2 separate regions of the Mus musculus genome follow, and region 2 is linked to region 1. Evidence: chromatin loops called from intact Hi-C (ENCODE). Cell type or tissue: heart. All regions are shown on one strand.

Region 1 (5,000 bases):
CATAATTTAGAGCTCAACAGATGGGCTTAGAAGACTCTTAATTCTAACTCTTATTTAACATCTGACTTTCAACAAGTAACAGTCTTTTCAGCCCTGTTTCCGCCCCCCCCCCCTTGGGAAAAGTAGTGCAGTTCATTTCTTTGCATTGTTTTCTCCAAATTTAGCAAGACATAATTTCCACATTACTAAGTCAATTAACGTGCAAATATGACAAGATTAGAGTAAAGCTCAACTTCCAAATACTGATTAACATCAGCAAATGAAAGGTGTTAACTGCATATATTGAAACATGTATTTAATTGTTTAAAGAGTACCCTGAGTTGTGGAAAGCAATGGTACCCTGCGCTAAGTCACTCCCAATTATATTGAACAATAACTTCCAAGCTGTACCTTGCCCTGGGGCATTTTACTTTATAACACAATAGTTTCCTCAACTTTGAGTTCAAATGTCAAAGCAGGATGACTCTTTTTCTCCTTTATGCAAGTAAACAATATTTACAAATTATAAGGTACAGTCTGATAAATAACTTATTTGCACACAAGTAAGCTACAACCACCTGTGAACTTATTAAATCAAATCATGGAAACATGGACAGACAGGTATCGCAAAACCATATGAACAACACCAGGCTACAGGCCTTATCAAACACACATGACCGACAAATAATGTAAGTCATCCACCTTGTCTATAGAAGAAGGAAAAACCCCAAGGCAAGATTATGGCACATACACTGACCTATCACTTGGTCACTGGTCGTGGGTTCCAGCCAGGAAAACTGCCATAGCAAAGGACCAAGCCTCTAGCTGAAGCTCAATTTCTCCTGAAATTGACATACAACCCATTTCTAACTGGCATTCAAACAGGCCTGCCACTGGAATCTGACAATTCCGTGCCTACAACAATACACTATCATGTCATTTGTTCCGAAAATTTTGTACCTAGCACCTAAAGACACTTTTCCATACCTTTTATTAATAAAGCTCACTGTGTATACCTTCAATATTGCCTCCTTTGGACTCTGTAAGCCCTTTAACCTTTTCTTAACCATCCTGTTAACACATATACACACATTTATATATGTAGATATACATATACATGCACAATTTCATTGTGTGAATTGTATCATGTGATCTGAGAATATGCCCACAACTATAGATTGAAATCATAAGTACTTAGTAAACCAAACCCAATGAAGTTGACATAGTTGTAAATTTAATTGTTATCCATCAAACTTTGACTTTATGGAAAGGAAAGATTTCACTCTATGTTTCTGACATAACCTGCCCATGATATTATTATTTGTACATATTTTCTGTGTGAAACTTTTGCAGATTATTTCTACTGAAATCGCAATACTTTTCTTTTTCAAAATTACTTACATGATTTTAAAAACTAAAGAGGAACAAGTGTTTAAATAAAAATCATTTGCTTCTAAATTTACAACCTTCTCACAATCTCTGCAACTCCTTTAAACTCCTCACACCCTGCTTCTCAGCTCTTTATTGTGCATTTTTAAACCACAGACTTATACTGACTGTACCATACTGCAAAAATGGCCACTTCTGATTTCAGCTCCTTCGAGTAAAGAAGTTGAAAATCTACGCACGCGCACGCAAGCACACAAGCGCTGCCTTCTTAGGAGACGACGGACAAACGTGACAAACGGCTTTTTTAAAACAAAAACAAACAAACAAACAAAAAAACGCATCAAAGAACTGAGTTTGCAAGGGTAAACCACTTCAAAAGACAAAACACTGACCATACAAATACTGAATGTGCGGAATCGCAAGACAAAAGTGGATGAGCGGGAGAGTGAGGCCACTTGTCTGTGGACTTTACCTTCAGGAAAATGTCTTGTGGTCCAGGCAGCGCAGAGCAGTAAAGGGAATCAGACCAAGTGCACCTGCTGCGGAAGCTAGCTTGTGAGCAGTGATGCTCCCCTCGCCAAGTGGAGCAAGGAGGGCGGAGGCTGCGAAGTGCAGGCGCAGGCGCTGCCCCTTTCTGCAGAATCCGCAGCTATAATCCTGCACTGGGGAGGCTGCAGGGGCACAGCCCCCAACTCTGCGCCGAGCCTCAGTCGCAGCGCCACTCTACAACCCTGGACACGGAGCTTTCCGCAGGAGCTTGGCTTAGGAGCCTTTAGGGCCTAGGCCCGGCGCTGCCCGAGCGCCTCCCAGCGCTTGCGCTGCGTGCACGGGCTAGGTCATTGGTAAAGGCAGGCGGCGCAAGGAGCTGTGCATCCGCGCCCCTGATCTTTTTTTTTTTTTTTTTTCCCCCTCTGCAAAGGGGCTTTGCCTCAGCAGCTTCCAAAAGACTCCAGATCTCACCATGGACCCCAGGCTGCTGTGCTCTTGTGGGGCCAGATTCAAGGTAGCTGGGGGTAGGGGGCGGGGAGAAAGCTGCGATTCTCCCTTGGCTGTGCCGTTTGGTTTTGGTTGTGGTTGTGGCTGTGTTCTTTATTCTGCCTCACTCTGTCCCCACCCCCACCCGCAACCCCTCTGGCCATAAAAGCCAAAGTTAAGAGTCTTGACCCTGTTGAGAGGACAAAGAATGGGAAGCTCAAGTCTTAACAACTTACTAGCTTACTTCTTTGCTTCTTGGAAGTGCAAAGACCAGTCACTTGTTGCAAAAGAGGCCAAGGTGTTTTTCTTACTGTTAAAGTGACAGTGGCTAGTGCAACGACGTGTATCTGCAGTGTATCTGAAGCCACCACCACCACCCCCCTTTTCCTAAATTTCCGTCCTGATAAGCTTTTGTGTTGGTATCAAAAACCTGTGCCTTTAGTTCTGAATAATTGTATATGTATATGATTATATATAAATGAATATGGAAAAGGAGAAAAATACTATTCTATTTCAATATAGCAGAGAATAAATACGAAAATATATTTGAAATATTTAATACAAAAGGAACTGGATTTATTTCATGTATTCTGAAATACTTTCACTAAGGTTTGGTAATCTTAAAACATTTCATTTGGATTTACTTTTAGTTTTCTTATATGCTAAAATTTAGGAAATGTTCTGGATGCTGGGTGAAGAAAAGCTAACTTAAGTAGAATCTTTTCCTCAAGTGTTTCCCCTCAGTTAAGGTGAAGAATTTAAATTTAATTAGTCTAGTGCAAATGCAAAGTAGATGCACCTCCCACACCTCCAAAAGCCTTCAGGCTAAGACAGAGCAGGTATAGACTGCAAAACAAATCAAAGAAAAAACAAAGCAGAAGAAAGACCCTAGAGAACTGATTCCTTGTTAGTGTGGGGACTTCTTTGTAACCAAGAATTTCAGTTTTGAGGTTTACATTCTTAATTCTGTCATTTCGACATTTAATGATAACAAGTTGGTTTTTCTTCTTCCAAACATATTTTAGAATGTATTAATTATATAAAATGTGACTTTTATTGTGAGATTTATGTGTAATATAACATATTTTAATGATATTCATTCCCTGTAATCCTCTCATATTTTCTGCCTTCCCACATTGGCTGACTTCTTTCCAAATAAACCCCGTTCTACTGTCACGCCTTTTCTTTTTAATATAGGTTCTGTAATTGGGAGAAACTATTTCTGAGTGTGGCTTATACCACTGAATATGATTATCTAAAATTCCATCCATTTTCCTGCAAAGATATGAATTCATTTTCTGTATGGCTAAATAGTAATGCACTATAAGTCATATTTTGTCCATTCATTCATCGGTGACCACATAGACTGGTTCCATAACTTGACCCATATGAATAATTGTATAGAAAACATGGATAGGCAGATGTTTCTATTGTAAGATAGCTGGTTCACATAGTTTTATGCATATACATATTAATAACTATATTTTATTTGTATAGAGTTCATCTGTCCATTTTCCCATTGTGTCATTCATTTCTTTAGGGATATTTGTTAATTTGTTTTTATAGTTTTTAATATATTCCAGATATTAATCCATTCTCCGTTGAACAGCTGACAAAAATTTTCTCCCATTCTATAAAATACCTTTTCATTCTGTTATTTCCTTATCTGTGAAAAGGTATTTTTAAACAAGTGTACTTATTTATTTTTACACAAGGCATTAAATATTGAGTATTTTTTATATTCACATTTGTTTAATTTTAATTAGAATCTAATTACATCACTTCTTCCATTCTTTTACTCTCTGCAAGGTCTTCCATGTTCCCCTCCCTCCAACATCTCCTATGCTCCCCGCCCTCTCAAATTCATTTCCTCTTTTTCTTGTTTTACATACATGCATACTTACATAAATACACACATACATACAACCTGCTAATTCTATGTGGTGTTGCTTCTGATATCATTTTAGTACTTTGTGCTGGATAACCAATTAGGGAGCTCACCCCTGTGAGAAACTAATTCTCATTCTCTTAGCAATCATTATTTGCGTGTAGATTTTGTCTAGGAGTAGGACCCCTTGAAATTTCACCCTTCCTTGTCAGCATGTGTATTGGTATTGTCATCATTCAGGCAGCCATCTGTTCAGCTAGCAAGGTATAGCTTTGCTTTCATTTCTACACAACTCAGTCTCACAGAAGGGTTTTGGTTTTTGGTTTTTGGTTTTTGGTTTTTGGTCTCTGGCTCTTAGAATATTTTCATTTCCCTTTCTGCTATGTTACTATGTGGGCCTTAGGTACAAATGTTGTGTTGTGTTGTAGATGTATCTGGGGGAGGGGCAGGCTTCCTCTGCTCTCCCAAACTGGTCTCTACAGTATGAATAGTTGTGGTTTTCTGTAATGGTTTTCTTTTTGCTGCAAAAAGAAGTTTTGATGTGAAGGTGAGAATTACACTATTGGTTGGTATAAAGATAAGTTTCTGAATGAAGTTAGGAATTATGTTTGTCTAGTAAAATAGTGGGAGTAGTTTGATTTTGTGTGTGTGTGTGTGTGTGTTAAATATGATCCATGACTTCACAGCTTTGAGTAGTTGGCTAGGTTTATAGTACTAGGCATGATTTTCCTCCTGTGAAATGTATCTTAACACTAATCATACCAATATT
Region 2 (5,000 bases), 290 kb before region 1:
ATTTTAAGATAGATGTAGGAAGCAAAATTTCATAGAAACTTGCAATCACAGGTGAATGCAAATAGTCAAATTTTTAAGAAGTTAAAAATTCCTGAACCTTATTTTAGTGTCCCTAAACCTTGAAAGAAGGTTGGAAACCACTCCTATTTATTAAACAAAGGTGTGTGAGCTCTGACACAGCTAGATGACCGATTACATGTCCAGTCAAAGAATGGGCACACTTTTACAAGTTCATTCACATACAACAACATAGGCATAATTGTGGGGACCATAAATTTAACCTCTAACTCATGGCATTCAAATGTATAAGAAGTGTCTTCAACATATAAGAGATCTGTATCATTGTTATTCCTTGCATGGATGGAGTAATATTGTGAAAGTTTAAATATTTTAATTATCTATTATATTAGAAAGTCAAAGGAGAAGAAGTATCAGTGCCAAATCACATAAATACTGGGACCAAACACTCTCTGGAAACATGATACTAGTGGTATTGTTAAATTCTTAGAAGTCCTCTAGTATCAGCTCTCCACAATCTCTCTCTGAGATTGTATTAACCAAACATGTTTTAATTGATACATCATACTCTACAGAGAAACCAAAGTGTGGTTTAGAAATAAGAATGCTGGATGTAACGATGTATTGTTTTAATATATGAAAATGTAAAATGTTCCTGACACATGGACATATCTTGACCTCATCTTAGGTCTTAGGTTAGTTTGTGTCATTCAGTTCAGGTAAGAAATATAAGGAAAATAATTGGTTTTACACAACTTGCCCTTAGCAATTTGCAATATATGGCTTGGAATCTGAAGAGTACTTCTAGCCTCTGTTTTATGAGGTCCTTCCACTCCCTTAAAGTGTTTGCCACTGAAACAAAATTCAAAGGAAACAGTGCCCAAATCTGAAGGGAAAGCAGCCTCATGATGTTTTACCATAGACACACATGCTTCCAAGCTTACAAAACAAACATACTTATGTACCTAACACCTTGACAATAATATATAATAGAATATGAATGGCACCTCCAACTTGCATATTTCTAACTGCTTTTTGCTTTTGAAGTCAATCATTTTTCTGACATAGGTCACTGGAGGTTTATGTTGCTCATTTTCAAACTTTATAGAAAAATAATTCTCTACCATAAACATGTTTCAGACTCAAAATTTATTTAGTTACTTGATTTTGATACATATTGATGTTGTTACATGTAGATATGTTTGTGTGCATCTATAAAAAGTGCACTGTATTTATTCATTCTATCATGGATAAATATTGGTTTCCAGAAGAACAATAGCAATTATAATCCTGTGAAAGTTTCTTTAATATCTTTACAATATATTTTGTGTAATTCCATTTCATAAACAATTTGATTGTGTGATAACTAGAATTCTATGCTGATCTTGAACTGTATTGGTATTTGTACGTTCTTACACATTGCTTTGTGATTGAATCTGAACCTGAGGCAAAGCAACAAAACACTGATTAAAAAGGTATTTTTTTTACAGATTGTAGAGATATAATTCAAGATTAATCAATGGCACATTACAATGCTGTTAAAACAATATATTATTTAGGTAAGGACTTTGAATAACCTGGTACTTTTTCTTGGCTGACTAAGGGCCTGGCTGTATAAATAGGGCCTGGTACAAAGGCATGGCATTGTTGAAGAGCAGGTTGAGTCTTGGGTACAATGATGCAGAAAACAGGAACTTTTGGGGTACACTTGTAGAGATAAAGATCTCAGGCATATTCATAATTCTAAAGGACATGATCTGGCACTAGGGATGTTAGTTGCTATATGTAGAAAACTAGAGATGACTGCTTCTAGAGACCATGGGGAAAATGGTAGCTGAGATACTGACTAATGAGGCATAGAGGCCATAGGAAAGAGACGCTGTCATGAAGTCTTTGTGCAACTTGGTCATAACAGTGATGCTTCCTAGGAAGATTTGGGGGTGGTACCTGTGTCCTTGCTAGGTACAAATGAGACAAGTCAATATCTTCGAGTTGCCTCATCTTAGCTTGGTAGTCAGTCTTGAGCTCTACATATCTAAAGTTTCCATGGAGGCTGAGGCTTCTCTGCAGAATAGATTGTTACTTCTCAAGCACTGATACCATGGAGGGTGGCAAGACCTTCACTGAGTACTGAGATAGGAGGTGGCATTTTCTTTAATAGTATAGCAATTGGTAAGTTGTCTATGATCTAGTAAATAACCTCCAACTCACACACATTCAAACAACTCAGGTTAACAAACTAAACTCCGGTAAACAAATTACAAAAGAAAGCCCATAGCATCAAATAGGAGAGGACTTGTTGAGAAGAAGAATTTCAATCGGAAAAAGGAAAGAGAAGGTAGGGTGTGTGTGTGTGTGTGTGTGTGTGTGTGTGTGTGTGTGTGCCCTCATCTCTTGCCCATGTTGACTCTAGTTAAGTATGAGCTCATTGGAGATCCTAATAATTTATCATAACCTCAGAGGCCAGTGCATAGCACAGCACATACTTGGAGATGGCTACCTTTAGGGAGCACAGGCAGCTTTGATAGACTCTTTCAATGGAGTCAATGAAAGGGTCTCTACATCACTTTAATACGCAGCCACTCATACTGGTACAGACCTAGAGCCTTCTCAACAGCTGAAAATGAAATGAATAGTGGTGGGCATTGGATCAACAAACTTTATGTGCCATGGTAAGAATAAGGAACACATACAGGCCCAAGACATTAATGAAAGTGACTTGGGACCTTCCCATGGCCTGTTTGGATGCTGGGCTCACCTGCCCATGGTGCTATCTCTCTAAGGAGTAGAGTTTGGAAGCCACATGGCAAGAAAGAGCCAAAAAGTATGAAGAAAGGACACAGCAGAAGCATTGATGGCAGATGATCCAGGACCTCAAAATCTGCTGGTGTCATTACCACTGAGGAACACTTGGTGTCAGTGTCCAACACACTAGTCCTTGAGCTCAGCAAGAGTGCTTAGAGAGGCACTCATTGCTCTTTGTGGAGGACCACGGTCCAGTTCCCATCACCCATGTGATGATTTATAGCCACCTGTAACTCCAGTTCAAGGGCATCTGACACCCTCTTCTAAACTCCATGGGCAGTAGGCATACATGTGGTTCATATACATGCATGCAGTCAAAACACTCATACACATAAACACTCATACACATAAAATAAAATAAATAAATCCTTTTTAAATGTTAGGGAAACCTTTAGGATGATGTTTTCATTTTTATTTTTTTTAAATTTTGTATTCTCATATCAAATTTATTCTAGTTCTTAAGGATGCATCATAACGGGTAGTCAAAGGAACTGGAGGAAAATAGAGAATATTCTTTGATGATTGCCTTAGTTAGGGTTTTACTACTGTGAGCAGTCACCATGACCAAGGCAACTCTTATAAGAACAACATCTAATTGGGGCTGGCTTACAGGTTCTGAGGTGCAGTCCATTATCACCAAGGTGGGATCTGTCAGCACCTAGGCAGGCATGATACAGGCAGAGCTGAGAGTTCTACATCTTTATTTGAAGGCTGCTAGTAGAATACTGACTTCCAGGCAGCTAGGATGAGGGTCTTAAAGCTCACACCTACAGTGACTTACCTACTCCAACAGGGCCACACCTTCTAATAGACCAAGCATATACAAACCATAACATTGATATTAAGCAAAGAGAAACCTACAAGGGTATCAGGAATAGAGAAAGAAAGACATTTGTTTCTGCTTCAAATCCTTGAGGAGATATGACAGGTTGGAGCTCTCTATCTTATCCCATAATCAAAAGCCAAGCACTCCTATGTCTAAGTAGAGCTGCAGAAGAATTTGAAACAATGATTTGATTCTCTGACTCTTCACAGCTTACTCTTTCTCCAGCCAGTGCTTGAACCTATCACTACCATTGTCTCTCTCCTGAGAATAAGTTCCACAGCATTATAATGCAAGCTCCTGTTAAGAGAATATCTGAGGATATTGCTTGTACTTTAGTGGAATAAGGATTTTTTTGCAAAAACAAACAAACAAACAAAAAGTCCTTAGCTACTAGATTGCTAGGTTCACAAGAGAGTAAAATTGCTCTCATAAATTACTTTATTTGGTTATTTTTTATTTTGTTTTGTTTTTATCATAATCTGAGCAAAAAATGCAAACGGGTGGCCATTCCTTCTTTGGACTCCAATGCACTAGTGAAAATCATATTATCTAGGAAATTGAATCCATATCCCCAAGGATAGAAATGTTGGCTGTAAATTAACAAGGAGAATTTTAGAGTAGCTAGAGTATGACAAAGCAGATGTAAACAAAGCATAGTCATCAGAGAGCAAAATTAATAGGATTCCTGAGAGAGGAAGGAAAAACATTGCCTCAGCTTAATGACTACCCCTTGCTTCCAGGCAATGGGCTTAGGCACTAAGCTCTCAAATAGTTTCCAGCTTGTTTCCCATCTTGTCAATCTGTGTCATTGCTTGTGTCGTACTCTTTGAACTCTGGGCCCACTGAGATTTGCCCTGTACAACGAACAGGAGCCCAAAGATGCCTGTCAGGGTTAGCATGTAAAAACAGTGAACTCTCCGACATTATAGACAACAGTAAGCCTTCACTTCACATTCATCCCTCCATCTGGGGCTCTGGGATCTATGAGGAATTCGCCATGGTTAATGTCAAATCTATGGAGAGAATGGTCTGTTCTAGAAATCTCTGAATCGGGAACTCCAACAAGGCTGCTTCACTAGGACTTTGCCAGTCACTCCTGCTAGTGCTGTAAGCACTAGATTCACTGTTTTGCTGTCTGCTGCTTGCTATGTGCTCTTTTACTTAGCTGCCTCACACAAGGGAGAACACGATACTCCACCTGGGCCTCTCAATCGGGAACTCTGTTGGATACTCTCCCCCCAATTAGATAACGCTATCTGCTACTTGCTATTTGTTATTTGACTTTTGCTTGATTCTTGCTCAATAAACTTACTCATTTAAAACCATCATAGATCAGTCTGAAGATCAGTAG

The links. Hi-C counts contacts between places; a loop is a spot of excess contacts. Peaks named below come from ENCODE experiments on the same cell type or tissue, not always from the same donor. Only the 100,000 strongest peaks of a DNase experiment are listed, where the experiment ranks them.
Region 2: a loop joins it to region 1, with 4 times the contacts of the local background. A loop is called at or near these places in 3 of 42 quality-filtered maps.

Annotation. Positions count from the first base shown.
Region 1 is chrX:6,090,165-6,095,164 of GRCm38, forward strand. Gm26618 (a long non-coding RNA gene) reads right to left here and starts at 2,392. Exons shown (of 4, transcript XR_001782831.2): 1 at 1,841-2,392. In heart, a CTCF peak has its summit at 2,185; no DNase peak of the experiment used is centred here; H3K4me3 peaks cover 1,010 bases; H3K27me3 peaks cover 961 bases.
Region 2 is chrX:5,800,448-5,805,447 of GRCm38, forward strand. No RefSeq gene overlaps it. Among named protein-coding and RNA genes, the nearest start is that of Gm39489, 53 kb to the left of the region's middle. In heart, a CTCF peak has its summit at 2,937; no DNase peak of the experiment used is centred here.